Linked DNA regions of Homo sapiens: region 1 is linked to region 2. Evidence: read pairs that join two places in POLR2A ChIA-PET (ENCODE). Cell type or tissue: PC-3. All regions are shown on one strand. Each heading gives the region's core, and the rest is flanking DNA. Links, peaks and the distances in the headings are about the cores only. Region 1 overlaps CCDC148 (coiled-coil domain containing 148). Region 2 holds the start of LOC124907899 (a long non-coding RNA gene).

What was found. Peaks named below come from ENCODE experiments on the same cell type or tissue, not always from the same donor. Only the 100,000 strongest peaks of a DNase experiment are listed, where the experiment ranks them.
Region 1: POLR2A ChIA-PET joins it to region 2 with 23 read pairs; 2 of 35 experiments call an interaction of 5 or more read pairs at or near these places.

The regions. Positions count from the first base shown.
Region 1 is chr2:158,427,874-158,443,363 of GRCh38, reverse strand. All of the region lies in intron 1 of CCDC148 (coiled-coil domain containing 148), which reads left to right. Among named protein-coding and RNA genes, the nearest start is that of CCDC148, 21 kb to the left of the region's middle. In PC-3, for the core only: no CTCF peak of the experiment used is centred there; no DNase peak of the experiment used is centred there.
Region 2 is chr2:157,848,312-157,863,801 of GRCh38, reverse strand. All of the region lies in intron 1 of ACVR1 (activin A receptor type 1), which reads left to right. LOC124907899 (a long non-coding RNA gene) reads right to left here and starts at 5,339. Exons shown (of 2, transcript XR_007087271.1): 1 at 1,223-5,339; 2 at 424-911. In PC-3, for the core only: no CTCF peak of the experiment used is centred there; DNase peaks (open chromatin) are centred at 5,671 and 7,931; H3K4me3 peaks cover 714 bases; H3K27ac peaks cover 3,662 bases.

The DNA.
Region 1 (15,490 bases), core at 5,930-10,929, 580 kb before region 2:
CTTGATCATTTTTGTTATCATTATTGTTATTTGTAGAGATGAGGTCTCACTATATTGCCCAGGTTGGTATCAAACTTCTGGCCAGAATCCTCCCACCCTGGACTCCCAAGAGATCCTCCCACCCCGACTCCCAAAGTGCTGACATTACAGGTGTAAGCCACTGTGCCTGAGTGACTTTTTTTTGTTTGTTTTTTTTTGTTCAAGATATGCCTTTCCCCTTTACTCCTACTTATATCTTGCCTTCCTGTCCCTAACTCTAGGACCTTACCCCTACCTTAACAAGGGAGCAGCTGTTTATTAAAAAACAAACAAACAAACAAACAAACAAAAACTATGACTGATCTTCTTCTATGCCTGTTGAGGAGCCACTACCTGTAGTCATCTCCCTTTACTGAGAGAGGGTAGAATGGAAACCTTTGCAGGCGTTGGAGCCAGACTGCCTGGGTTTGCATCTGGTCTCTCCACTCAGCAGCTGGATGATCTCAAACCACAGCTTCTCCATCTGCAAAATGGGAAGAACAGTGTTACTCAAACATTGTTGTGAGTATTTAATGAGTTAAAAGAGCTAAGACTCTTAGAATAGTGTCTGGCACATAGTAATTGCTATTGACTCTCATAAAGTGGTAGTGACTTCAGCGCAGGCTGGAAGAGAGGATAAAGCTGAAGCAGGGGAACAACACTGCATGAGTGGAATGCTGTGTTCTTATAGTTCTGGGCCTTTTGCAATGGCACTCAATTCCTTGCTTCCTGCTCTTTTCCTGCTATCATCCTGGGATGCAAATGTTGGGCAAAAGCCTGATGAGAAGAGGAAGACTGGCATAATTTGTGGGTGATGTTCCTTTCATTTAATTTGAAAGAATGGCTACCTATGGCAACTTTTTCTCCCAGTACATTTCCTGTTTGAAACGTGATTTTTTGTTTTCTACCATGCTTCTGAACTGGCATACCATAATTATTATGCTCTAAGACCTTAAGATCTTAGAAAAAAGCCCAAGAATTGTCCTTTCGACAGGCCTATTTATAATATTATTCCAGTTGAAAAACAGCACTGGAAAAACTGTTCTTAGCAAAGAATATTAATTGACAAAAACATTTCTTTGCTAAGAATCTGAGGGAAGCAATCTGTTCTTAGCTCTTTCAAACCGCAAAATAGATTTAGCCTCTGATGAACAAAAGCCAATTATTTATTTTCAATACTACCTTTAAAAAGCCTTTGTTTTTTATAACAGAGCTCTTTTTCTATTGTCTATCAAAGCAAATTTTTTAAATACAGCAGGTCTTTTTATAAGAAAAAGGCAGCCAAATCTAATAACAAGATTCTAGTTTGGGTGTAAAACATATTTTTCCACCTCAATATTGAAGTATGTAGGTTTTTTAAATAAGAGGGTATTTATCCATTTTGATTAAGAAGTACCATTATGCCAAATCTTTGGTAGAGTGAGCATAACAAATATGTCATATGAAAAGAAGGCACATAAAAAGATTTTTGCTGGTAAAAAGTTAAAATTCAATGGTACTTAGAAAATAATATTGCACATTCTTGATGAACATGGAAGATATTAATATTAAATCTGGATAAATCAATGAGTATTTCACTTTTCCTCTCTTCTAAGGCAGAAGTAAAATAATACTAAACAATATTGACAAAAGGCTAATAAGTACATGTACTTTTTCAGATCATAAATACTGTATTTGAAGCTCAAAAAGAATATGTCAACAAAAGAAAGAATTAAAATTCCTGAGCCATAGGATGTCACATAGCAAAGAATTTGGCCTTTTAATAAAACATCCTCAGCATATTTTTTATCTCAAATATGTTAAGAGGAAAACAATCACATATTGCATGGTCATGTCAGAAATCATTAGACTTTTCTGTATGTATAAGTCAACTACATTCTGTACTTATTTTGTAAACTTTTAATTAGATATTTCTGATTTACTTTAAAATTTTTGGTGTGATATTTAGTTAGAAAATATTATTTTAAATACGATTCATTCAGAAATCTTGATTTTCTATCTTGCATATTTTTCATTTAGGGTTTCATAGTTCATTTTGGTAAATTGGCAGCCCTAGAAATAAAAATTCCATTTTTCCAAAGACTCAGAAGAAGAGATGTTGAAATCTCTCTAGTTTGTCCAAACCTGGGACTGTAGCGTGATCCACTCACCCCAGTATTATAATAGTAGTGCAGATTCTCTTTCAAGCTATCTTTCCCTGGAATTGCTGGTCTATTTGTTTATATAGCCTATATAGGGGGTAATTGTCATTGTCAAGTATGGTACTTTTCCTTTCTTTTTTCTTTTTTTAAGAGACAGGGTCTCACTGTGTCACCCAGGCTGGAGTGCAGTGGCTATTTACAGGTGTGATCAGTGTATACTACAGCCTTGAACGCCTGTCAAGCAATGCTCCTGACTCAGCCTCCCAAGTAGCTGCTACTTACAGGTGTGCACCACTATGCCTGGCTCATTTTCTTTTTAATAGGCTATTGAACAGCTATCAGACAAAAATACATGAACAGTCTGGAGTATACTAGTAGTCATTCAGTTTGTTCAACATTAGTTCATTCCTTTTTATTGCTGAGTAGTATTCCATTACAGTAGTCTCCCACTAATTCGTGATTTTACTTTCTGTAGTTTCAGTTACCTGCCAAAAAATTAAGATATTTTGAAAGAGAGACCACATTTACATAATTTTATTATAGTACGTTGCTATAAACATTCTATTTTATTATTGGTTATTTTGTTAATCTTTTACTGTGCCTAATTTATAAATTAAACTTTATCATAGGTACATAAGTATAAGAAAAAACAGCGTATATAGGTTATGGTACTATTCGAGGTTTCAGGTATCCACTGGGGGTCTTGAATGCATCTCCTGAGAATAACGGGGGACTATTGTGCATGTATTTATTTCTTTATTCATCTACCTGTTGATGGGCATTTGAGTTGTTTCAGTTTTTGGTTATTATGAGTAATGTATGTATATTTATGTACAGTTTTTTTGGAGGTGTACATTGTTTCGCTTGATATTGCTGGGTCCCAAAATAAGTTTATGTTTAACTATTTAACAGTTAAGAAACTGCCAAACAGTTTTCCAAAATGGCTACACCATTTTACACTCCTGACAGCAATCTATAATGTTTCAGTTATTCCACATTCTTGTCAACACTTGATATTATCAACATTTAAATTTTAGGCTGGGTGCTGTGCCTCACACCTGTAATCTCAGCACCTTTGGAGGCTGAGGCAGGAAGATCTCTTGAGCCCAGATGTTCAAGACCAGCCAGGGCAACATAGTGAGACCTCATCTCTACTAAAAGTAATAGTAAAAAAAAAAAATATCTGGGTGTGATGGAACATGCCTGTAGTCCTAGCTACTCAGGAGGTAAGATAGGAAGATGCTTCATCCCAGGAGGTGGAGGCTACATTGAGCCATAATTGCACCACTGCACTCCAGCCTGCACAACAGAGAAATACCTTGTATAAAAAAGTAAAGTAATAATAATAAATGTTATCCGCTGTAATGTGTGTGTAGTGGCATCTTATTGTAGTTTAAATTTACATTTTCCTGATGACTAAGGATGTTGAACATTTTTTAATATGCTTATTGAGCATTACTATATCTTCTATTGTGAAGCATATGATCAAATAGTCTACCCTTTCTTTTTTGGATATCATGTTGCCAGCATATATACATGGCTAATGTCATGTAACTATCCAGACATCTTTTTTTTTCTTTTTATACTTTAACTTCCAGGGTACATGTGCACAACGTACAGGTTTGTTACATATGTATACATGTGCCACGTTGGTATGCTGAACCCATTAACTCATCATTTACATTAGGTATATCTCCTAATGCTATCTCTCCCCCCTGCCGCCACCCCACGACAGGCCTCGGTGTGTGACGTTCCCCACCCTGTGTCCAAGTGTTCTGATTGTTCAATTCCCACATATGAGTGAGAACATGCGGTGTTTGGTTTCCTGTCCCTGCAATAGTTTCCTGAGAATGATGGTTTCCAGCTTCATCCATGTCCCTACAAAGGACATGAACTCATCCTTTTTTATGGCTGCATAGTATTCCATGGTGTATATGTGCCACATTTTCTTAATCCAGTCTATCATTCTTGGACATTTGGGTTGGTACCAAGCCTTTGCTATTGTGAATAGTGCCACAATAAACATACACGTGCATGTGTCTTTATAGCAGCATGATTTATGAACCTTTGGGTATATACCCAGTAATGGGATGGCTGGGTCAAATGGTATTTCTAGTTCTAGATCCCTGAGGAATCGCCACACTGACTTCCACAATGGTTGAACTAGTTTACAGTCCCACCAACAGTGTAAAAGTGTTCCTATTTCTCCACATCCTCTCCAACACCTGTTGTTACCTCACTTTTTAATGATCACCATTCTAACTAGTATGAGATGGTATCTCATTGTGGTTTTGATTTGCATTTCTCTGATGGCCAGTGATGATGAGCATTTTTTCATGTGTCTGTTGGCTGCATAAATGTCTTCTTTTGAGAAGTGTCTGTTCATATCCTTCGCCCACTTTTTGATGGGGTTGTTCGTTTTTTTCTTGTAAATTTGTTGGAGTTCATTGTAGATTCTGGATATTAGCCCTTCGTCAGATGAGTAGATTGCAAAAATTTTCTCCCATTCTGTAGGTTGCCTGTTCACTCTGATGGTAGTTTCTTTTGCTGTGCAGAAGCTCTTTAGTTTAATTAGATCCCATTTGTCAATTTTGGCTTTTGTTGCCATTGCTTTTGGTGTTTTGGACATGAAGTCCTTGCCCATGCCTATGTCCTGAATGGTATTGCCTAGGTTTTCTTCTAGGGTTTTTATGGTTTTAGGTCTAACCTTCAAGTCTTTAATCCATCTTGAATTAATTTTTGTGTAAGGTGTAAGGAAGGGATCCAGTTTCAGCTTTCTACATATGGCTAGCCAGTTTTTGCAGCACCATTTATTAAATAGGGAATCATTTCCCCATTTCTTGTTTTTGTCAGGTTTGTCAAAGATCAGATGGTTGTAGATATGCGGCATTATTTCTGAGGGCTCTGTTCTGTTCCATTGGTCTATATCTCGGTTTTGGTACCAGTACCATGCTATTTTGGTTACTGAGGCCTTGTAGTATAGTTTGAAGTCAGGTAACATGATGCCTCCAGCTTTGTTCTTTTGGCTTAGGATTGTCTTGGCAACGCGGGCTCTTTTTTGGTTCCACATGAACTTTAACGTAGTTTTTTCCAATTCTGTGAAGAAAGTCATTGGTAGCTTGATGGGGATGGCATTGAATCTATAAATTACCTTGGGCAATATGGCCATTTTCACGATATTGATTCTTCCTACCCATGGGCATGGAATGTTCTTCCATTTGTTTGTATCCTCTTTTATTTCATTGAGCAGTGGTTTGTAGTTCTCCTTGAAGAGGTCCTTCACGTCCCTTGTAAGTTGGATTCCTAGGTATTTTATTCTCTTTGAAGCAGTTGTGAATGGGAATTCACTCATAATTTGGCTCTCTGTCTGTTATTGGTACATAAGAATGCTTGTGCTTTTTGCACATTGATTTTGTATCCTGAGACTTTGCTGAAGTTGCTTATCAGCTTAAGGAGATTTTGGGCTGAGACGATGGGGTTTTCTAGATATACAATTATGTCATCTGCAAACAGGGACAATTTGACTTCCTCTTTTCCTAATTGAATACCCTTTATTTCCTTCTCCTGCCTGATTGCCCTGGTCAGCACTTCCAACACTATGTTGAATAGGAGGGGTGAGAGAGGGCATCCCTGTCTTGTGCCAGTTTTCAAAGGGAATGCTTCCAGTTTTTGCCCATTCAGTATGATATTGGCTGTGGGTTTGTCATAGATAGTTCTTATTATTTTGAGATATGTCCCATCAATACCTAATTTATTAAGAGTTTTCAGCATGAAGCGCTGTTGAATTTTGTCAAAGGCCTTTTCTGCATCTACTGAGATAATCATGTGGTTTTTGTCTTTGGTTCTGTTTATGTGAGGTATTACATTTATTGATTTGCGTATGTTGAACCAGCCTTGTATCCCAGGGATGAAGCCCACTTGATCATGGTGGATAAGCTTTTTGATGTGCTGCTGGATTCGGTTTACCGGTATTTTATTGAGGATTTTTGCATCAATGTTCATCAGGGATATTGGTCTAAAATTCTCTTTTTTGGTTGTGTCTCTGCCAGGCTTTGGTATCAGGATGATGCTGGCCTCATAAAATGAGTTAGGGAGGATTCCCTCTTTTTCTATTATTTGGAATAGTTTCAGAAGGAATGGTACCAGCTCCTCATTCTACCTCTGCTAGAATTTGTCTGTGAATCCATCTGGTCCTGGACTTTTTTTGGTTTGTAAGCTATTAATTATTGCCTCAATTTCAGAGCCTGTTATTTGTTTATTCAGAGATTCAACTTCTTCCTGGTTTAGTCTTGAGAGGGTGTATGTGTCGAGGAATTTATCCATTTCTTCTAGATTTTCTAGTTTATTTCCGTAGAGGTGTTTATAGCATTCTCTGATGGTAGTTTGTATTTCTGTGGGATCAGTGGTGATATCCCCTTTATCATTTTTTATTGTGTCTATTTGATTCTTCTCTCTTTTCTTTTTATTAGTCTTGCTAGCGGTCTATCAATTTTGTTGGTCTTTTCAACAAACTAGCTCCTGGATTCATTGATTTTTTTGAAGGATTTTTCATGTCTCTATCTCCTTCCGTTCTGCTCTGATCCTGGTTATTTCTTGCCTTCTGCTAGCTTTTGAATGTGTTTGCTCTTGCTTCACTAGTTCTTTTAGTTGTGATGTTAGGGTGTCCATTTTAGATCTTTCCTGCTTTCTCTTGTGGGCATTTAGTGCTATAAATTTCCCTCTACACACTGCTTTTAATGTGTCCCAGAGATTCTGGTATGTTGTGTCTTTGTTCTCATTGGTTTCAAAGAACATCTTTATTTCTGCCTTATTTCGTTAGGTACCCAGTAGTCATTCAGGAGTAGGTTGTTCAGTTTCCATGTAGTTGTGTGGTTTTGAGTGAGTTTCTTAATCCTAAGTTCTAGTTTGATTGCACTGTGGTCCGAGAGACAGTTTGTTATAATTTCTGTTCTTTGACGTTTGCTGAGGAGTGCTTTACTTCCAACTATGTGGTCAATTTTGGAATAAGTGTGATGGGGTGCTGAGAAGAATGTATATTCTGATGATTTGGGGTGGAGAGTTCTGTGGATGTCTATTATGTCTGCCTGGTGCAGAGTTGAGTTCAATTCCTGGGTATCCTTGTTAACTTTCTGTCTCATTGATCTGTCTGATGTTGACAGTGGGGTGTTAAAGTCTCCCATTATTATTGTGTGGGGGTCTAAGTCTCTTTGTAGGTCTCTAAGAACTTGCTTTATGAATCTGGGTGCTCCTGTATTGGGTGCATATATATTTAGGATAGTTAGCTCTTCTTGTTGAATTGATCCCTTTACCATTATGTATTGGCCTTCTTTGTCTCTTTTGATCTTTGTCGGTTCAAAGTCTGTTTTATCAGAGACTAGGATTGCAACCCCTGCTTTTTTTTGTTTTCTATTTTCTTGGTAGATCTTCCTCCATCCCTTTATTTTGAGCTTATGTTTGTCTGTGCACGTGAGATGGGTCTCCTGAATACAGCACACTGATGGGTCTTGACTCTTTATCCAATTTGCCAGTCTGTGTCTTTTAATTGGAGCATTTAGCCTGTTTACATTTAAAGTTAATATTGTTTGTTTGAATTTGATCCTGTCATTATGATGTTAGCTGGTTATTTTGCTTGTTAGTTTATACAGTTTCTTCCTAGCATTGATGGTCTTTACAATTTGTCATGTTTTTGCAGTGGCCAGTACCAGTTGTTGCTTTCCATGTTTATTGCTTCCTTCAGGAGCTCTTGTAAGGCAGGACTGGTGGTGGCAAAATCTCTCAGTATTTGCTTGTCTGTAAAGTATTTTATTTCTCCTTCACTTATGAAGCTTAGTTTGGCTGGATATGAAATTCTGGGTTGAAAATTCTTTTCTTTAAGAATGTGGAGTATTGGCCCCCACTCTCTTCTGGCTTGGAGAGTTTCTGCCGAGAGATCTGCTATTAGTCTGATGGGCTTCCCTTTGTGGGTAACCCAACCTTTCTCTCTGGCTGTCTTTAACATTTTTTCCTTCATTTCCACCTTGGTGAATCTGACAATTATGTGTCTTGGAGTTGCTCTTCTCGAGGAGTATCTTTGTGGCATTCTCTGTATTTCCTGAATTTGAATGTTGGCCTGCCTTGCTAGATTGGGGAAGTTCTCCTGGATAACATCCTGCAGAGTGTTTTCCAACTTGGTTCCATTCTCCCCGTCACTTTCAGGTACACCAATCAGACATAGATTTGGTCTTTTCACATAGTCCCATATTTCTTGGAGGCTTTGTTCATTTCTTTTTACTCTTTTGTCTGTAAACTTCTCTTCTCGCTTCATTTCATTCATTTGATCTTCAATCACTGATACCCTTTCTTGCACTTGATCAAATTGGCTACTAAAGCTTGTGCATGTGTCAAGTAGTTCTCATGCCATGGTTTTCAGCTCCATCAGGTCATTTAAGGTCCTCTCTGCACTGTTTATTCTAGTTAGCCATTCGTCTCATCTTTTTTCAAGGTTTTTAGCTTCTTTGCAGTGGGTTCAAACATCCTCCTTTAGCTCAGAGAAGTTTGTTATTACCGATCGTCTGATTCGTTCTTCTCTGAACTCGTCAAATTCATTCTCCGTCCAGCTTTGTTCTGTTGCTGGTGAGGAGCTGCATTCCTTTGGAGGAGAAGAGGCACTCTGATTTTTAATATTTTCAGCTTTTCTGCTCTGGTTACCCCATCTTTGTGGTTTTATCTACCTTTGGTCTTCTATGATGGTGACATACAGTTGGTGTTTTGGTGTGGATGTCCTTTCTGTTTGTTAGTTTTCCTTTCTAACAGTCAGGACCCTCAGCTGCAGGTCTGTTGGAGTTTGCTGGAGGTCCACTCCAGACCCTGTTTGCTTGGGTATCACCAGTGGAGGCTGCAGAACAGCATATATTGCAGAATGACAAATGTTGCTGCCTGATCCTTCTTCTGGACACTTCGTCTCAGAGGGGCACCTGGCTGTATCAGGTGTCATATGGCCCCTACTGGGAGGTACCTCCCAGTTAGGCTACTCAGGGATCAGGGACCCACTTGAGGAGGCAGTCTGTCTGTTCTCAGATCTCAAGCTGCGTGCTGGGAGAACCACTACTCTCTTCATAGCTGTCAGACAGGGACGTTTAAGTTTGTAGAAGTTTCTGCTGCCTTTTGCTCAGATAGGCTGTGCCCCCAGAGGTGGAGTCTACAGAGGCAGGCAGGCCTCCTTGATCTGCGGTGGGCTTCACCCAATTGGAGCTTTCCAGCCGTTTTTACCTACTCAAGCCTCAGCAATGGCGGACGCCCCTCCCCCAGCCTCGCTGCCGCCTTGCGGTTCGATCTCAGATTGCTGTGCTAGCAGTGAGCGAGGCTCCATGGGCGTGGGACCCTCTGAGCCAGGCACAGGATATAATCTCCTGGTGTGCCATTTGCTAAGACCCTTGGAAAAGCGCAGTATTAGGATGTGAGTGTCCTGATTTTCCAGGTACCGTCTGTCACAGCTTCCTTTGGCTAGGAAAGAGAATTCCCCCACTCTTGCACTTCCTGGGTGAGGCGATGCACCACCATGCTTCAGCTCACACTTGGTGTGCTGCACCCACTGTCTGACAAGCCGCAGTGAGATGAATCTGGTACCTCAGTTGGAAATGCAGAAATCACCTATATTCTGCGTTGCTCATGCTGGGAGCTGTAGACTGGAGCTGTTCCTATTCGGCCATCTTGGAACCTCCCTCTGCAGACCTACCCTTTCTAAAATTAGGTTGTTTGTCTTACTATTGAGATTTTAAAAATTCATTGCATATTTTGATACAAGTGCTTTGTCAGATATATGTATCATAGATATTTTCTCCTAGTATTTTGTTTGCAACTTGAGTTTCTGAACAGTGTCTTTATGACAAAAGTTTTAATTTTGATAAAGTCCACTGTATTGTTTTTCTTTTATTTGTGCTTTTGTTTTATATATATATATATATTTGAGTCAAGGACTTACTCTGTTGCCCCGGCTATAGTACAGTGGTTTGATTTCAGCTCACTGTGGCCTTGACTTCCTAGGCCTGAACAATCCTCCTGCCTCTACCTCCTGAGTTGCTGGGACTACAGGTGTGGGCCATGACACCCAAGTCATATATATATATATATATATTTTTTTTTTTTTTTTTTGTAGAGATGAGGTTTTGCCATGTTTTTCATGCTGGTCTCATACTCCTGAGCTGAAGCAGTCCACCCACCTTGGCCTCCCAAGATGCTGGGATTACAGGTGTGAGCCATTGCACCCAACCTATAATTTTACCTATGTTAATTTTTGTGTATGATTTGAGGCATCACATCATACACATGTTCACCATGTTGGCCAGGCTGGTGTCGAACTCCTAACCTCAGGTGATCTGCCCACCTTGGCCTCCCAAAGTGCTGGGATTACAGACTTGAGCCATTACGCCTGGTCTCTTTTCCTGTAATTTATTTTTTTGGCTTTGGTATCAGGCAGATACCAACATTTTGAAAAGACTTGGGGTGTGTTCTTTTCTCCTTTAATTTCTGAAAGAGTTTGTATTGGATTGATATTATTTATTCCTCAGAAGATTGATAAAATTTGCCAGTCAAATAGTGTACATCTGGAATTTTCTCTTTGAGGGAGTTGTTAATAAGGAAATTGAGTTAATAGATGTAAGGAATTCAGATTTTCTGTTCTTCTGGAGTTATTTTTGGCTATTTGTGTCATTTAGGAATTTGGACATTACATCTACATTGTTGAATTTTGTGGCATAAAGTTGTTTATAGTATATTTAGTATTTTTGTGGTATATCTTTTGCCATTCTTGTATTTTTTACCCATACTTTTGTTTGTATTTAAAGTGGGCTTTTTGTAAATACCATATTGTTTGTCTTGTTTTTATCATGTTTGACAATCTCTGCCTTTTAATTATAGTATTTATGTCATTTACCTTTAATATACTTATAACTATGGTTGGATGTAAGCCTACCATCCTGCTGTTTTTTTTTATTTTCATCATCTTTTTTTTAATTTTCTTTGCCTTTTTCTGCTCCCTTTTGATTATGTTTTATTCTACTTTATCTGTACTATGATATTATTAGTTATAATTTTTAGTGGTTCCTCTAGAATTTATAGGTTAGCTCAGTACAGTATATCTTAAATTATGTTTTATCAGCTTATTCATTATATAAAACCCTTAACACAAGATATTTTCATTTTTCTTATTCTGTACTTTGCCATTGTTAAAATTTATTTTTCATGTATATGTGTGGTAAACAGTGCTACATATTTTTTCCATCTGGTATCATTTTTTTTTTCTTGCTCTGTTGCCCAGGCTGGAGTGCAGTGGCACAATCTTGACTCATGCAACCTCCATCTCCCAGGTTCAAGCTATCCTTGTGCCTCAGCCACACAAATAGCTGCGATTACAGGCACACACCATCACACCCAGCTAATTTTTTGTATTTTTAGTAGGAAGTGTTTCACCATGTTGGCCAGGCTGGTTTCAAACCCCTGACCTCAAGTGATCTGCCTGCCTTGACCTACCTAAAGTGCTGGGGTTATAGGCATGAGCCACTGTGCTTGGCCTTTCTTTAATAATTCTTAGGGTGCAGGTCTTTCTTTAATAATCCTTGTTGGGCAGCTAAAAATCTCTTCTCTTTTGTTTTCCTGAAAAATTTTTTGTTTTGTCTTTATTCTTCAAAGATATTTCACAGCGTGTGTAGGATTATAAATTGACAGGTTTTTTTTTTTTTAAAAAACACCTTTTTTATAGCACTTTACAGATGTTCTGTCATTTTTTTTGACTTGTATAGTTTCTTACAGTGATCATTCTTATCTGTGAAGTCTGTGATCATTCTTCTCTGTGTTTTTCTATATAGAATGTCTCCCTTCTCGACCCCATCACTAGAAGTTTTTAAGATTTTTTTATGACAGTTTTTTTTAACAATTTGATTATTAAATGCCTTTGAATGGTTTTATTAAGGCTTGTAATTCCTGGTTTGTGGTTCATTGGTATTCTTCAATCTGTGATTTTATCTTTTTTTTCAGATTTGAAAACATTTTGACTTTTATTTTTTAAATTATTTTTTTCCTCATTCCCTCTCCTTTCTTCTAGCATTCCACTTACATGTATATTAGTATTCTTGGTATTATCTGATATATCATTGAGGTTCTGTTAATTTTTTGGTCTTTTTTCTCTCTGTGTTTCATTTTAGATAATTTCTATTGTTGTGTCTTTAAGTTCATTGATTTTTTTCTTCTGCAGATCTAATCTGCTATTAATTCCATCCAATGACATTTTCATTTTACATATTATATTTTTTCAGCTCTAGAAATTTTATTTGTCTCTTTCATTTTTTATTATGTTTATGTTTTCTTTTAAGCCCTGGAGCATACTCATAACACTTATTTGATCTATTTTCAAGTTCTTTCATACTAATTCTATCATTTTTGCCATTTCTCTGTTTTATTTACTGGATTTTTTGTGCTTTTTAAAATTCATACATAATAGATACATATTTTTCAGGGTACATGTGATAATTTGATACATTCATATAATCAAATCAGGGTAACTGGAATATACATCACCTTAAATATTTATCTTTATGTTATGAACATTTGAATTATTCTCTCCAAGCTATTTCAAAATGTGCAATAAATTAATATTAACTGTAGTCACGCTACTGATCTGTAGAATACCAGGTCTTATTTCTTCTGTTTAATTGTATATTTGTACCCATCACTATTTACGGATTTTTATTTTGTTCATTGATCAACTTTTTTGTCTGATTCCTGGTGCTTTGAGTGCTTTTTGAGTGGATACAGGATGTTGTAAATGTTAATATTGTTGAATGCCTGATTTGTCTGTCTTTTTTAAAAAAATTAGTTTTTGGCCTTGTTTTGGCAGGCTGCTAAGACTCATGGATCAGGTTGAGGCTTGTTTTTAAGCTTTGGTAGAATGTGTGTGGAGTTGCCTTTACTCTAACAAATTTCAGTTTTCCTCCTAAGGCTCCTGAGGTCCCTACTGTGAATGATTGGGGTGATTTACAAAGACTTTCCACCTTAACTAGTAAGAGGTCAAACATCTTCATCCCTGTGTGAACTCGAATAACTGCTCGCCTTTTATCTTCCTGTTCCATTTTTGTTGGGATTTGTACTACTTTCGTCTCCGCACACACCTCTCAGTATTCAGCAAAGACTCAAGAAGAGCCACATGCAGATTTATGAACTGATTTTATGCATAGCTCCCTCTTTTTTATAACTCTGCTTCACAACTTCCAGATGCCTTCACTTCCCTGACTGCTGATCTCTGATTACTGAAGGCTACTAATGCTGAGAATGCTCTCCCTGTTGTATGGCCTGAAGTATACCTCCAGTCAGAAAGCCATGGCAATCATGAGTCCCACCCAACTTGTTTCATTTTCTTCAGTGATCACAGACATGTTTTGCCTGTTATCCAATTTGTGAAAACATGGGTTTTATATATTTTGTCCAGTTTTCTAGTTGGTTACAGTGGAAGGGTAAGCCTGGTCTTTGATACTCCATTATAGCCAGAAGCAGATGTCTGGTTTGTATTCTTAATTTTATTATTACTACCTTAATCCCTCAGAAAAACCTTTTAACAATTTACATTTTTGTTTATGTATGCACTTACGCATTGGATGTTATTGGCTCCTTCTTTCTTGAAAGGTTCTCTTCCACTAGTTCCTAGAATATCATACTAATCTGATTTTTCTCCTTTCTCTCTTGCCATTGCTTTTAAGATTCCTTTTTAGCTCATCATCCTTTACCTTAACATTATATCTTGGAATTTCTCAAGGCTTAGTTCTAAGTATTCCTATCTATCTATCTATCTATCTATCTATCTATCTATCTATCTATTCATGCTCTTTCTAGGAAATCTTACCTATGACATTAAAGATCACCAAGGACTTTCAAACTTATTTTTTTATTATTATTATACTTTAAGTTATAGGGTACATGTGCTCAATGTGCAGGTTTGTTACGTAAGTATACATGTGCCATGTTGGTGTGCTGCACCCATTAACTCGTCATGTACATTAGGTATATCTCCTAATGCTATCCCTCCCCCCTGCCCCCACCCCACGACAGGCCCCACTGTGTGATGTTCCCCACCCTGTGTCCAAGTGTTCTCGTTGTTCAATTCCCACATATGAGTGAGAACATGCTGTGTTTGGTTTCCCGTCCTTGTGATAGTTTGCTGAGAATGATGGTTTCCAGCTTCATCCATGTCCCTACAAAGGACATGAACTCATCCTTTTTTATGGCTGCATAGTATTCCATGGTGTATATGTGCCACATTTTCTTAATCCAGTCTATCATTGATGGACATTTGGGTTGGTTCCAAGTCTTTGCTATTGTGAATAGTGCTGCAATAAACATATGTGTGCATGTGTCTTTATAGTAGAATGATTTATAATCCTTTGGGTATATGCTCAGTAATGGGAAGCCTGGGTCAAATGGTATTTCTAGTTCTAGATCCTTGAGGAATCGCCACACTGTCTTCCGCAATGGTTGAACTAGTTTAAAGTCCCACCAACAGTGTAAAAGTGTTCCTATTTCTCTACATCCTCTCCAGCACCTGTTGTTTCCTGACTTTTTAATGATCACCATTCTAACTGGTGTGAGATGGTATCTCATTGTGGTTTCAAACTTCTATTTCCAGCCTAGCCCTCTCTTACATGCTCTAAACCCTCCTGCCTGCTTTGACATCTCTAAGGCAACTCAAAGTCAAGTTAATGAAATTGCTATCTTCTCACCTTCCCTGACACCTGCCTCCAAATCTGGCCCTCTTCCAATGTTTCATATTTCAACGAATTATTCCTCCATCCCATCTAGTTGTGCTGTTAAGAAATGAGGATCAGATCTTGGACAGTTTCCTTTTTCTTATTCCGTGCAATCCCTGACCCTACCACCTTGTATATTCTCTCCATCAGCAAGTTCTGTAGTTTTACCTCTTAAGTCTTTTGACCCCATTTACTTCTCATCATTGCCACTGAATTAGTTTAAGCTACATATCATCTTTCATCTGATCTACTGTAACAGTCTCCTAAGTGGCCTCTGTGTATCTCCTCTAATCCTCCACCCAAATCTGCTCTCAATACCCCAGAATAAAGTGACCTTCCAAAGATCAGATCTGAGCATGTCAGCCCCTTCCTTAAGTCTCCTCCATAGATTCTTATTGATTTTAGGATAAAGACTCTAATCCTAAATAAAGCCTAAAAGACTCTCTGTGTTTTGGCCATTGTCTGCCTCTCCTGCTTCTTCTCTACCGCAATGATCTTGACTGTGTTCCCCAACCAACTGGCTTCTTTCAGTTTTTGGAAAATGCCCCACTTCCTTCTTTT
Region 2 (15,490 bases), core at 5,253-10,252:
GTTAATATAAATGCATTTCTTCTGGAAAATTTTTGAGCCCTTAGTTACTCATTTTAGGAAAATCACTTACTAAATCTTTCTCTCTCTCTTTTTATTTTTTTTCTTGAGATGGAGTCTTGCTCTGTTGCCAGGCTGGAAGTGCAGTGGCGTGATCTCGGCTTACTGCAACCTCTGCCTCCTGGGTTCAAGCGATTCTCATGCCTCAGCCTCCTAAGTAGGTGGGATTACAGGCATGCACCACTGCACCCAGCTAATTTTTGTATTTTTAGTAGAGATGGGGTTTTGCCCTGTTGGCCAGGCTGGTCTCGAACTCCTGACCACAGGTGATCCGCTGGCCTCGGCCTCCCAAAGTGCTGGGATTACAGGCGTGAGCCACTGAGCCCTGCCTGAATCTCTGTAAGTATACAAATGTATTCAACTAGGTGTAGAGTAGCAAAAAAAAAAAAAAAAAAAAAAAAAAAAAAAGAGAAACAATTTAACTGTTCTATAGGCTGGGCATGGTGGCTCACGCCTGTAATCCCAACCCTTTGGGAGGCAGAGGAGGCCAGATCACCTGAGGTCAGGAATTCGAGACCAACCTGGCCATCATGGTGAAACCTCATCACTACTAAAAATATAAAAATTAGCCAAGTATGGTGGTGCACACCTGTAATCCCAGCTACTTGGGAGGCTGAGGCAGGAGTACCTGGGAGATGGAGGTTGCAGTGAGCCGAGATCGCACCACCGCATTCCAGCCTGGGTGACAGAGTGAGACTGTCTCAAAAAAAAAAAAAAAAAAAAAAAAAAAAAAGTAAATGTTCTACAGCAGCGGTTAGGTTTATATATATTCATAGAATGGAATTTTATGTAATCACTAAAAATACTATTTTTGATGAATTTTCAGAGACAGATCTCATTTTAAAAGTAGTTACCTTTTCTTTTTTTTTTTTTTTGAGACGGAGTCTCGCTCTGTCGCCCAGGCTGGAGTGCAGTGGCGGGATCTCGGCTCACTGCAAGCTCCGCCTCCCGGGTTCACGCCATTCTCCTGCCTCAGCCTCCCAAGTAGCTGGGACTACAGGCGCCCGCCACTACGCCCGGCTAATTTTTTGTATTTTTAGTAGAGACGGGGTTTCACCGTTTTAGCTGGGATGGTCTCGATCTCCTGACCTCGTGATCCGCCCGCCTCGGCCTCCCAAAGTGCTGGGATTACAGGCGTGAGCCACCGCGCCCGGCCAGTAGTTACCTTTTCAAAGAGGCTTTTGTTGGCTATTCCATCTAGTTTGAGCCTTAATTATTTTCCGTATCTTACAGATACTACCTTATATATATATTAGTAAATACAAGGTATGTCTGTTTTGTACTCTGTGTGTGTGTGTGTGTGTGTGTGTGTGTGTGTGTGTATGTGTATATGTTTATCCTGTGCCTAGTATGCTGTCTTATGCATAGGAGGCACACAGAAATTGTTGCAATGAATGAATGACTATAGAGAGTACACAAAATATTACATGAAAAAAGCAGGACACTCAAAACATAGTATAATTCCTTTCATATAAATTATGTACAGTTCTGTAGTACAGTTCCATAAACATAAACATGAAACATAGTACACTTTCATATTTGTAGTTAACGTATATATATGGATGTAGAGAAAAAAAAGATTGGTAGGAAATAATCCTAAAGTTTAGCAGTTATCTCTGTGCTGTGGGTCATGCATAATTTTGAAGAGACAATCTTTAAATACAAATGGATAAAGTAAATATTCAAAATTATGTCAGCTAGATAATGTATTTTACCCTTTCCACATTAAAGGTGGTCACCTTACCTAAAATGATGTATTATAATGCCGTGGCCTTTTATCCTCTTGAGTAAAATGTACTGTACCTCTCTAGTGTGACAGGTTTTATATCTACTTTAGGATTAAATTATGATCTAAGAGTTGCATTTTTAAGTAACTAGCTTTAATTTCACATCAGTTGAAGTTAAAGGGTGGTGAAAGTATATTAGATCTGCTACAAGTGTGTAATTATAATTATTGACACATTTTCAAATGCTCTCTTAAGTATGATGCATTGCCCGTGATTTTGACAGCTGTGACTACATTAAACCTGCTGGAATACTCTTTTCACAAAGATTTGTTTAAACTTAGAATTGTCAGAAGGATTCTCCATAAAGTGGATGAACACAGATTTAGAGGTGAAATGGTGGTTCATTTCCTACTGTGCCTGTTGATTTTTAGTCTGTTAAATGTTAAACAGAAGATTACCTGGATTTAGTTTTCATGTCAAGAAACCTGGGAATTTTATTTTATTTTTATATAGTATAAAAATGCGTGGTGCTATTCCTTTGTGATAGGACTGTATGCAATGATGGCATAGAATCTCATTCTGTCTCCTGCTGAAGGTCCCCAACCACACAACTCCGAACTGACAGACTTGATGTTGCATAACAGCCTTATTTTCTGAACGTCTCCTTCAACAAAGTTCACATATTATCTCCTTTTCATGGCCATTCTATCCTTCTATATAGATTTATTAAGTAGCTACTGTGTGCCAGGCACTGAGGATATAGACAGAAAGGCTGTCAGAGAGCTCAGCTTGGCAGAGGCAGAAAAAGAAATAGCCAATGTACAGTAAAGTGAAGTGCCACATTAGAGCTCTAAACATAAAATTGGGATGTACAGTTCTGTTTGAGGGCACTGGAGGTCATCTCAGGGAACTGATGTTCTTGAGTGTCTTCAAGGTTAAGTAGGATGTTGTCAGGTGGGGAAAGGGCCTTCTAGGCACAGAGGCTTTCAGTAGAGACAGCAACCTTTAAAACTGAATATGGCTAGAACCTTGCTACTCAGCGTGTGGTCCTTGGGTCAGCAGTGATGGCATCAATAGAAACACAGAGTCTCAGGCTTACCTCAAATCCTGCTGGATCAGAATCAGCTTTGCAGCAGTATCCCCCAGTGATCTGAATGCTTCTAAAAGTTTGAGAAACATTGGACTTGAGCGTAGGAAGGGGTAAAGGATGGGAGAGCTTGGAAAGTCGACCACCTGCAAAGGAGATTGGATTTTTTTTTTTCTAGCAAAAAGTTGATAATGAAGAAGTGACATTATTAGATTTATATTTTCTAAAAATTGTCTGGAAGTATATGTAGAGCAGCATCTGCCAAGAAGCTTTCTTGAAACCTTAATAGTGTATAAGGTGCTTCACCAAAAAAGGTCCTCAAATAAGTTTGAAAAATGCAGGATATTATATTCTTCTCTTGGACAATGTAAAGTATCATAGTAAATTGAAAGTTTTGAGAAATTGGCTTTGAAGAAAACCATTAGCTTAACCACTTATCCTGGAATATCCCTAGGGTGTTCCACATTTGTTCCACAGTGGAAGTCTTTGTAGCCTCACAGCTGTTAATACCCTAGGGGTGGTGGGTAGCATTCTGCTGAACACATTTTGGAGAATGCCAGCGCTGCTTCCTAAACCTTAGACACTTTGCCTTACCTGAGTAGGGTGACTGACTGTCCGGGTTTAGCGGAGACTGAGGGATATCCTGGGATGCCAGACTTTCACTGCCGAAGTGGGCAAATTGGGGTGGAGTTGGTGGGTACCCTTCCTGGCAGTTTACCACATATATTACTATTTGCTTTATTTTCTTTAGGTGGGCTCAGCCTTCTTTCCTTCAATTCCTGTTTCAGTCTCATTTTCATGGACTGGTCCCCAAACTTGTCTGCATTGGAAGCACCTGGGGAGTTTCTAGACCTGAGCCTGTGCCCACCTCATGAGGTTGTGATTTAATTGGTCTGGGGTATGTATTGGCCCTTGGGGTATGGGGTAGACTTTTCAAAAGGTCCTCAGGTTATTCAAACGTCATGAAAGTTTGTTCAAAGCAATTATACCTGTGGAAATGTAGTCTTGAGATGCTACTTAAGAATTTATTTCTTAAGTATAATCTATAATACAAAAAACGACCATTAAAAAGAAAAAAAAGTTGAAGAATCACCTAGCAGCATGTGAGGCGACCACCAGTTGTACATGTTCCACACTTTGGGAAACACTTAGGGGGATAATCGAAGTGTGGGCACAAATTAGGGGGCTGGAACTTATTTGGTGAGTGGTGTGGCTGGAAAGGATATTGCAGATTTCAGGGCTGTTTGGGAGTCTGAGCCCATGAGATGTGGTGATTGATCTGATCTGTAGGGTGGAATAGAGTAGGAAAAGGAGAATCTGATAACTGCAGGCAATCTGGGGGTAGATGATGATCATGTTACTGGAAAGGGGTCCCAATCCAGACCCCAAGAGAGGATTCTTGGACTCGCGCAAGAAAAAATTGGAGGCGAGTCCATAGAGTAAAGTGAAGCAAGTTTATTAAGAAAGTAAAGGAAGAATGGCTCCTCCATAGGCATAGCCCCCCAAGGGCTGCTGGTTGCCCATTTTTGTGGTTATTTCCGAATTATTTTTTAAACAAGGGGTGGATTATTGATGTCTCCCCTTTTTAGACCATATAGGATAACTTCCTGACATTGCCGTGGCATTTGTAAACTGTCATGGCGCTGGTGGGAGCATAGCAGTGAGGACGACCAGAGGTCACTCTCGTCACCATCTTGGTTTTGGTGAGTTTTGGCTGGCTTCTTTACCGCAACCTGTTTTATCAGTGAGGTCTTTATGACCCGCATCTTGTGCCGACCTCCTATTTCATCCTGTGACTTAGAATGCCTAACTGTCTCGGAATGCAGCCCAGTAGGTCTCAGCCTTATTTTACTCAGCCCCTATTCAAGATGGAGTTGCTCTGATTCAAATGCCTCTGACAATCACATAACAGAACAGGAAGGTGTGGGGAATGCAGTAAGGTGACAGGCTGTATTTGAGAGGACTTGGGATGTCCAAGTAGAGCTGTCTGGTGAGTTGTCGGAAGAAAAACAGATGGGGCATGCTGGCTCATGCTTGTAATTCTAGCACTTAGGGAGGCCGAAGCAGGAGGATTGCTTTAGGCCAGGAGTAGGAAATCAGCCTGGGCAACATAGTAAGACCCTGTCTCTATTAAAAAAATTAAAAATAGGCCAGGTGCAGTGGCTCAGGCCTGTAATCCCAGCACTTTGGGAGGCTGAGGCTGGCGGATCACCTGGGGTCAGGAGTTCAAGACCAGCCTGGCCAACATGGTGAAACCCCGTCTCGACAAAAATAGAAAAATTAGCAGGGCGTAATGGTTATGTAATCCATAACCAGTAGTAATCCCAGCTAGTTGGGAGGCCGAGGCAGGAGAATCTCTTGAACCCTCAAGATGGAGGTTGCAGTGAGCCAAGGTTGCGCCACTGCACTCCAGCTTGGGTGACAGAGCAAGACTGTGTCTCAAAAAATAAAAATAAAAAGAAGAAAAACAATTAATATATTTAATAGCTTAGAGAGGAAAGGGCTAGATACAGATGAGAGCCTCTGCTTCCTGGTACAGGAGGCGGTAAAGTTCAAGTGGGGATCAGAATTTCCTGAGAGAAAGGGGAGAGGGTGGATCTGTCACCTTGGTCCAAGGGATGAGTTCTTGGAGAAGGACCTTGAGAGAAGAGTCTGGGAACAGCCTGAGAGGTAGGAGGAACACTGAAGAGAGGCTCCTATCGCCATAGAGAGGAAGGGAAGGCTCCTCCCAGGTAGCCCTGAGAACCCAGTAAGAGAAGAGCTCAAGAGGGCATTTTGTTGGTAAGTTAGTCATCATTAGTAGTGTTCGTAAGTTTAGCATAAAGGAGGAAACCAACTTTTAGTGGGTTGAGAGGGAGGAGACCACTAGATCGAGTGACTTTTTTTTTTTTAAGTTTTTACTGACGAAAAAGCCTGGCATAGTGTGGGACCTTAGGGAATAAATATGGGTTTGTTTGGGGAGTAGTCATCTTCTGGTTACTCATGGAAGTTATGTCAACAAGGAAGAAAAAATTACAAGGAGCATTCACACATTCACAGAAAAAGTGCCAGAGTTACCTGGGGCTCCATAAAATCCCTTTATTTTGAAATCATAACTACTCACCTTTTCTCTCCATCTTCCCTAAAGTTTGCTCTGTTATTCTCTAGACACAACAATCTCAATTTCTGAATTGATATTCTTATAAATGTCATTAGGATTTCTTACGGTGCTGACAAGGCTGCTTGTGATTAAGTATTCAGCCTTTGTCTATATGTGGTACACATTTCTGGAGGGCTTTGTAGTTTACCAAAGCAACACTGCATTTTACATGATCCTCTTAATAACCTTGTACGGAGGCAGGGCAGAAAATGATATTATTTTATTTTACAGGGAGAAAAAAGCCTTTGAGGTTTAAATATATTAAGGAGGACCTGCTGATGATGAATGATTTAGTGATGGATCCAGGGTGCAATTCTGGTCTCTCTGGTACAGTATTTCTTCCTTATGGTGGAGGAAGACGGGGGAAGGGTATCTTCTTCTTTTTTTTTTTTTCCAATTAGTTTATAATTTCCTTGAGGACGGGGACCATGTGTTCATTGTTGAGACCGTGGGTGTCGGAGATGGGTAGGAGAGCCCTTTGGTCCAAGCTTTACCACACACAAGGACTTCACATTGTCTTGACATTACCTTTGTATCACAGAGTCCCAGAAATATCCAGAATTGTGTATTTTCTTTTTCTTTCTTTTTTTCTTTGAGTCAGGGTCTTACCCTGTCACCCAGGCTGGATTGCAGTGGCACAATCATGGCTCACTGCAGCCTCAACCTCCTGGGCTCAGGTGATCCTCCCACTTCAGCCTCCTGAATAGCTGAGACTACAGTGCGTACCACCACACCTGGCTAATTTTTGTATTTTTTATAGAAGCGGGATTTCACCATGTTGCCCAGGGTGGTCTTGAACTCCTGGGCTCAAGCAATCCACCTGCCTCAGCCTCCCAAAATGCTGGGATTACAGGCGTAAACCACTGTACCTGGCCCAGGATTGTATATTTTCAACAGGATTGAAAGAAGGTAGCATGGATCATGTAACCTTGAACTTGCGTCTCAGTATCGGACCATGTAATTATCTTGAGACCAGCCCAATAGTATTGCTTGGCATGTTTTGTAAATATTTAAAACATACACAATTTTTGTCATCCTATTTTTACATTTAAAAAATATTTTTTGATACCAGAAATCATCTATAGTGGAAGCGGCCCAAACCTCTCTGGACTTCAAAGGGACCCTTCTCTGTATGTGCATGGAAGGACCTGAAAATGAACTAGCCCCTGTAACAAAGCTCAAGTCCAGTAAAGATGATGTTTTGTAACCACCACGGGGCACACCACAGGCACTCAATAAATACTTGTTAGTTTGAATTGAGGGAGGTGTTGTTTTGTGTTAAACATTCTCCACATTTATCACAATGGGCCACTGACAAGTTTTAATTTTTTGTAATGATCTTTCCCATGAGTCATTATAGATATGGCACTAGGATTTGGGGAAGGAGAATGATGAAAGAGAATACAGAACTGGGATCAGCAAGTTTTAGGACAAGAGATGAGAAGTTTTGAGTGAGTGAATAGTTGAAAGCAGGCAGGAGTTGCTCAGGGGAAACTGGAAATAGGTGGAGGCACTTTTAAGACAGCAGACCGCACGGATATGAGGATGAGATTGGAGTAATGCAGAGCTGATGATATCTTAGTGGGGGAACTGAAGGCTTTTTTCAACTTTAATTATAGCCACAGGAAAAAAGCACATTATAGCACTTTTTTTCTACCTCTACTAAGGGCTGGGAGGATATAATCTGTCTCGTAGAGTCTTGTCAAAGAATCTGTACTTCAGACTACACTGAAATGTATTTTTTTTTTTAAGTTTTTGGGGTGTCGTAGGTTGAGGAAGAGGAATAAGCATTTGATTCCTTGTGTTTACATTAAAATTTCAAGCTACTATTTCATGATGATGCGAGGAACTTTTTAGTCATTGAAGAGATTTAGGCGGATGAGTTAATGTTTGGTCATCAGAAAATGTAGCATGAGGAGCATGTTCCTCTTGGGAGGAAAAAAAAGTATGAGTCAGACAAAACATCAAGTCATTTCCCACCACTCGATGCAGCCACCCTTTTGCTGAAGGACCATTGACCCTGCAAGTATAATTCAGACAGTAATGACCACTGGCATTTGAGGCAGACTTTACAGTTTATAAAGCTCTTCCCCCAGACTTTACAGTTTATAAAGCTCTTCCCCCTCAAGACCACTCACGGTGTTGCTGACTCTTTGTATAACATTGGCACTTCTGATGAGGGGGGCACAAGTGAGTTATTCTTCTAGGGAAGGTGCTTTGATTTAAAACCTAAAAATGCCATCTGTAATTCAAATGGGACAGAGTTTTCCTTTGTGAGGACTCATCAGTTGTTCATTGACATTGGCATGGACTGTTGCCCAGTCTGGAGTACAGTGGCGCGATCTTGGCTCACAACCTCCACTTTTTGGGCTAAAGTGATCCTCCCATGTCAGCCTCCTGAATAGCTGGGACCACAGATGAAAGCCACCACGTCCGGCTAATTTTTGTGTGTGTGTGTGTGTGTGTGTATATATATATATATACACACACACACACACACACACACACACACACACACACACTTTTTTTTTTTTTTTTTAAGAGACGAGGTTTCACCATGTTGCCCAGGCTGGTCCCAAACTCCTAAGCTCAAAGCAGTCTGCCCTCCTTGGCCTCCCAAAGAGCTGAGATTACAGGCGTCAGCCACTGTGCCTGGCCAGTTCGTTGGCATTTTTGAAAAATGCTAAAAGTCAGTGTACTAGCCTGTAACATTGGGAGAGTGTAAGGTTTGTCTTATATACTTATTTTATTTTTGAGATGGTGTCTTGCTCTGTTGCCAGGCTGGAGTGCAGTGGCACGATCTTGGCTCACTGCAACCTCTGCCTCCCGGGTTCAAGCGATTCTTCTGCCTCAGCCTCCTGAGTAGCTGGGACTACAGGCATGCACCACCATGCCCAGCTAATTTTTGTATTTTTAGTGGAGTTGGGGTTTTACCATGTTGACCAGAATTGTCTCTTATCTCCTGACCTTGTGATCCACACACCTCAGCCTCCCAAAGTGCTGAGATTACAGGTGTGAGCCATCGGTCGCACCCGGCCTGAAAAAGATTCACTCTTTTTTTTTTTTTTTGAGACGGAGTCTCACTCTGTCCCCCAGGCTGGAGTGCAGTGGCACAATCTCGGCTCACTGCAAGCTCTGCCTCCCGGGTTCATGCCATTCTCCTGCCTCAGCCTCCCAAAGAGCTGGGTCTACAAGTGCCCGCCACCATGCCTGGCTAATTTTTTTGTATTTTTAGTAGAGATGGGGTTTCACCGTGTTAGCCAGGATGATCTTGATCTCCTGACCTCGTGATCCTCCCGCCTCGGCCTCCCAAAGGGCTGGGATTACAGGCGTGAGCCACTGCACCCGGCCGATACACTCTTTTTTCATTTTGGATTTGCCAGTGTGATGGCAGAACACTGTCATTGTCTTCCTCTATCTCTGTTCTTGATCTTTCAGTGATGTTTTTATGTTGTGTTCCATTTTGCTGGGTATCAAATAATCACCAAGTCTTTGTGCAAATCAAGAGAGATAACTAGCTAGAAATATGTGTGTGGAAGATAGGTATGAAATGTTAGGAAGAAAAAAATGCTTCTTTTTTTTTTTTTTTTTTACTCCTTTAGGGTCTGATTGATTCATGCTTTTTTATTTGTTGAAATTTTTTGAATACTAACTATGTGCTAGGCTCTGTGTTGATTATGTGTTGGTGACACTGAGACCAAAGGTGCTATTCCTGGCTTCAAGAGAATTCATGGCTTAGTAAAAGGAACACGTAAATCAGTGATTACAGTACAGCTTGGCAAATGCGGGTGTGCACAATGTACAGCAGTGACCCAGAGGGGGAAACTTAACCTGCGTTAGGGAGAAGGATGTAGGGAAGCTTCTGACCCTGGAAGATATTAAGTGAGGACTTGAAGAATAAGTAGAAGTTAGCCTGGTAATGTAGAGGAAGGGCATTTTAGCATAGGGAAACTTCATTGTAAAGATAGAAGGCATAAGAAGAGCATAGTACCAGCTGGGAATGCAGGTAGTTTAGTTGAACTGTAGCTTAGGGTGCCTGTGGGAATTGATGTGACATAAGGCTGGAGAGGTGGGTAATGGCTATGTCATGAAGACTACTTATTGCTTCCTAAACAATTCAGGTCTTATCCTGAAATATGCTAGCTATTGGATTTTAGGGAGGAAAAGGATCAGATTAGATTTGGATTTTGGAACGGTTATGAGCAGCAGCTTTAAGAAGGTTCTTTTTCAATGGTGTCTATTCATCTGAGCTTTAGACTGAATTTTGTCCTTCCCAATTGATGTGCTGAAACCCTGACCCTCAGTGTGATGCTATTTGGAGATGAGGTCTTTGGGAGGTAATTAGCTTTAGGTGAGGTCATGAAGGCGGGACCTTCCTGATGGGATTAGTCAGCTTGTAAGAAGAGATATCAGAGAACTTGCTATCTCTTTCCACATGAGGACACAGCAAGAAGGCTGCCCCTGTTAGCCAGGAAGAGGACCCTCACTAGAACCTGACACTAGGCATCCTGATCTTGGACTTCTAGCCTCTAGAACTGTGGGAAAGTAAATTTCTGTTTAAGCCACCCAATCTATGATGTTTTATTATGGCAGCCTGAGTAGACTAATACAATCTATTTATTTTTTGGGTAATTGTGAAACTAGGAACAGGAAGGATATTATAGTAATTCAAGTAAGTAGCAATAATTTGGCTACTCTATTTTGATTTAAAAATATTTGGGCATGGAACAAGTCGTTATTTAACTGAACTTCTAGTTTTGAGATCTTATTGTTAGGATATTACTAGCTACAATAAGTTTTATGAGAGAATTTTCTCCCTTGAACATCTCCACATCCTACCTTTTATTAAAGTAATCCACTGATGCCCTTTACTATAGAGGCTTTGGGTCTTTTCATTGTTTTCCGGTCAGCAGGTTGGTACAGCTGAACTCTCAGTACCTAGTGCCTGAGTGTTAAATCTGTTCGACAGCCCTCTGCTTTATCTAATTTTGATACTATGACATTTATATTGTTTTAAAGGAATCTTCTGTGGATGGTTTTAGGAGTTCTGTGGGAATTAATACCATTTAGAGGATCATATAACTATGGCAGATGATGTTTGTGATAAAATTGGTACCTATCTTGTGTATGTTTGAATAACTATTTAAAATAATATTTTTCATAGTTTTGTTTTTATGTCTGAAGATCTGTCTTCAACATTTTATGCAGCACTTAACTTGTGCCTGATATTTGAGTCTAGTTTCCCTTTCTTTTTCCAAGGTCTTGCTCTTTTTTTTTTCTTTTTTTTTTTTTTGAGACAGGCTCTCGCTCTGTCATCCAGGCTGTATAGTACAGTGGCATGACCTCTGTTCACTGCAGTCTCCACCTCCCTAGTTCAAGCAGTTCTCCCACATCAGCCTCCCTATAGCTGGGACCACAGCCATGCACCACCATGCCCAGCTAATTTTTGTATTTTTTATAGAGATGGGGTTTTGCCATGTTGCCCAGGCTGGTCTGGAATTTCTGAGCTCAAGCGATCCACCCGCCTCGGCCTCCCAAAGTGCTGGGATTACAGGTGTGAGCCACTGCACCTGGCCTATTCTTTATTTTTTTCAACTCTGTTCTTTCTCCCCAATTCTCTCTAATTTGTCCTCTTTATTGGCCTTTTCTCTTGAGTTTGGAAATAGGCTTAAGTATTCTGTCCTTTAAAGTGTTTTGATGCCTATACCTCTCATAAGCCCCTTCCTGAGGAAGCATTTTAAAAAATGAATCCACATTCAATGCTCTTGCCTCTTCAGCCTGTAGTCTTCTTCAGAACATAATAATCTTACATTGCTCCCATGTATTACATGTTTCGGAAGTGCCTACCAAATGCCAGGACTGGGCGGGTGGGGTGGGGGTGGTGTGTGTGTGTGTGTGTGTGTGTGTGTGTGTGTGTGTGTGTGTGTGTGTGTGTTTCTCTGTCTCCCTCTCAGGAGTCCTCTTTTTAGTGGTAGGGTCACAAGATTGGGAAGAGTTATTTAGCCCATCTCTCCATTACCTGCAGTTGCTCTGCATTTTACCCTCTGAGTGAATCCTCAGCCTTCACTGAAATTCTACAAAGTTAGGGGATGCGATATCTACTAGGAGCCCACTCTGCCTTTGGAGTAATCTGACTGACAGAGGGTTTTTTGGCCTATAATAAATGTAGCTTCTATTTATCCTTTGATCACAGTTCTTTTCAGCTATACAGAATATAGAGTATAATAGTATTTTTATGTGATTAGAGCTGTCATATTCACCCCTAATATCTTTTTTCTAAGAATGTCTCCATAGCTTCCACTGGTCGTCACCATCCTGCCTGCCTTGTTGCTCATACTTCTGTTTGATTGAGTCTTTAAAAATTGGTTTCTAGAGCTGATTGCAATATTCCTGACTGGGTTTTCTCTCCTGATTTTTTGACTTCCATGCTTGTATTATGCAGCTCAAACTGCTATATTTCAGGTGGCCACTTGGTTTTACTTGAAGAGTTGATCACCCACAGAAATCTCAGTTTTTTTCCATAGATGGTACTGCTAGGTCCTGTCTTCCTCAACCTCTCCTTGTCTGCTTATACCCTTGTCTTTTATTCTCTTTACTGCATATGGGATCTTAAATTTACCTTAAGTTAACTTTCCGTTTGCTAGGTCCTGCCCATAGCAGTTTGCATTGGATTCCATTTCTATCATTTTAGGGAAGATATGGGTTTTTTGAAATAGCACCCTTTGAATGTAGTAACTTAACAGATCTGTCTAATCTGTTAAGATAGATCTGTTAAGTTAAGATGGATCTGTTAAGTTAACAGATCTGCTAAGCTAACTTTTCTTTGTTTTTTTTGGAGACACAGTCTTACTCTGTTGCCCAGACTGGAGTGCAGTGGCGCGATCTCGACTCATTACAACCTCCGCCTCCCAGGTTCAAGCAATTCTCCTGTTTCAGCCTCCTGCGTAGCTGGGATTACAGATGTGCACCACCACACCCAGCTAACTTTTGTATTTTTAGTAGAGACGGGGTTTCACCGTGTTGGCCAGGCTGGTCTCAAACCCTTGACCTCAAGTGATCCGCCTGCCTTGGCCTCCCAAAGTGCTGAGATTACAGGTGTGAGGCACTGCCCCTGTCCAAGTAAACTTCTTTTTCTTTTTATCTTTTGACTTTTTATTTATCTTGATCACAAATATTTCATAAGAGATGTTGTCAAGTCTAGATGTATATGTTCCCTTGAACTGCCAGCTTAGGAATCTTAACGAGAAAAGGAAACTGGGTTAATCTTGTATGATTTGTTCTTACTATTAGGGTTTGCAGGGATTACTACTTTCTAAGTGTTTAAAATACATTCTCAAGTCTTGCCTGGGACTTGGTCTGAGTCTATGTAGTCTGTTGGCATTTTTCCCTCTTTTTTTTTTTTTGAGACTGAGTCTTTTCTGTCGCCCAGGCTGGAGTACATTGGCACGATCTCAGCTCACTGCAACCTCTGCCTACCGGGTTCAAATGATTCTCCTGCCTCAGCCTCCCGAGTAGTTTGGACTACAGGTGTGCACCACCACACCTAGCTAAGTTTTGTATTTTTAATAGAGACAGGGTTTTGCCATGTTGACCAGGCTAGTCTCAAACTCCAGACTTCAAGTGATCTGCCCACCTCAGCCTCCTAAAGTGCTGGGATTACAGGCATGAGCCACCGCACCCGGCCTTCTCATTTTAATTTTTCTGAAGCATCTAGTGATTACTTGTTCCTTTCTGACTTCATTCTTTGCTGACCTCTTTTCTCCAAGTTTTGGAATTTTCTGAGGTTGCTTTTCTTCTCTTTTTCAATCGCATCTTTTAAGATTCTCTATGCTTGCATTGTCCAGTAAGGTAGCTACTAGCCACAGTCAACATAGAAATGTTACTGGTTTAAAGAATCTGCTGATTTCAAGTTGAAAGCCAGAACAGGAAACACTGACACCTGGGTAGGAGGTTAAGGTTGACTATTCCAGGAATGGAGAGAGGAGCAGGAAAGTGGCCACAATTTAACTAGTTACACTTGCTTGTTGGCTGTTGCCAGGTTATCCGTGTATGTTCCTGGCCCCTGTCTCCTGCTAACAATGAGTCATTATTGCAAATAAAGTAAATATTAATAAATCTATGTGTAGAATATTTTTAATAAAAGCCTATGTGTAGTGTGCCAAAAGATAATGAGGTTTGGAAGCAAAGTAAGTTCTTAAATTGACAGTTTCGATGCGTGATTCTGTGTAGTACTGCTAAACTTGCTAGCTTATTCAAATACTATACAATAATGTTTGTAGGCATTTCCTAGTGTTTGGATATTTTCTGTAAGCTACAGTTTTGATATATACTACTATACTTCACATTTTTTATTAAACAGTTTAAAAAGTTTATAATAGTGAATGAACACTATTGGAAGTATTTAAAAAATAATTTATAATTTCAGAAATTCCAATTTTTTCCCTGCAAATTTTGAAGATTGATATTGATAGAGAGTTTGAAACAATAGTACATAGTGCTTGTCCAACGAACTGTTTGTTTCTTTTGATAATGTGATAGGTACAGAAATTAAGATAGTGTTTAGAGACTGTTATGGTAATTTGACATTGCCATCAGTACCTGTGATCAGTGGATTCAACCCATTGAACAAGGAGTTTTACAAAAGTATTGGTCCATTACAGATAGTAATTTAGTTGTATAAGTACTGGTCTAGGTGAGAGGTAGTGATTTCTTGGACCAGACTTGAAAGTATGAGAAGAGATTGGTTGGAATCAGGATATACTTTGAAGACAGAGCCAATGGGATTTGCTACTAGATTAGATGACAGATTATTCTAGATTATCTTTCCCTCTAAACTGCTTCATTTGTAAAATGTGTGTAGTTATGACAGCAACACTCATTTTTGTTGTAGCTTCGTCAGCTGTTTCTTTGAGCTTGCTGGAAATCCCTCATGTTCATTGCTGCTAATAATCATCTTTCTAATCCAATCATGTAATTCCCTTGACTTTCAACCATCAACTGCTCACCATTATATAGATACAAGAAATATTAAACTGCTTAGGTTGACTTTTAAGATATGAGGTGCGACTTCTTTCAGACTCTTTTCCATGTCCTCTTTTGCTCCTGACAATAGCCCAACTAGACTGCCTGCTGGTCCAGTCAATCTCTTTCTGCATAATAAATTATCCCAAACTTGATGGCATAAAACGACAACCATTTTATTGTGCTCACAGTTTAGTGAGTCAGGGATTTGGAACATGCACAGCAAGGACAGCTTGTCTCTGTTCCACAATGTCTGGGGCCTCAGCTGGGAATTCTTGAAGGTTGGGGGCTGGAATCATCCAAAGGCTCATTCACTCGCATGTCTGGCGGTTGATGCTGGCTGTTGGCTGGGAGCTCAGCTGGGGCTGTCAGCTGAAACACCTACATGTGGTCTCTCTGCATGGGCTATTTTGAGCTTCCTCATAGCATGGCGGCTGGGTTCCAAGAGCAAGTGTCTCA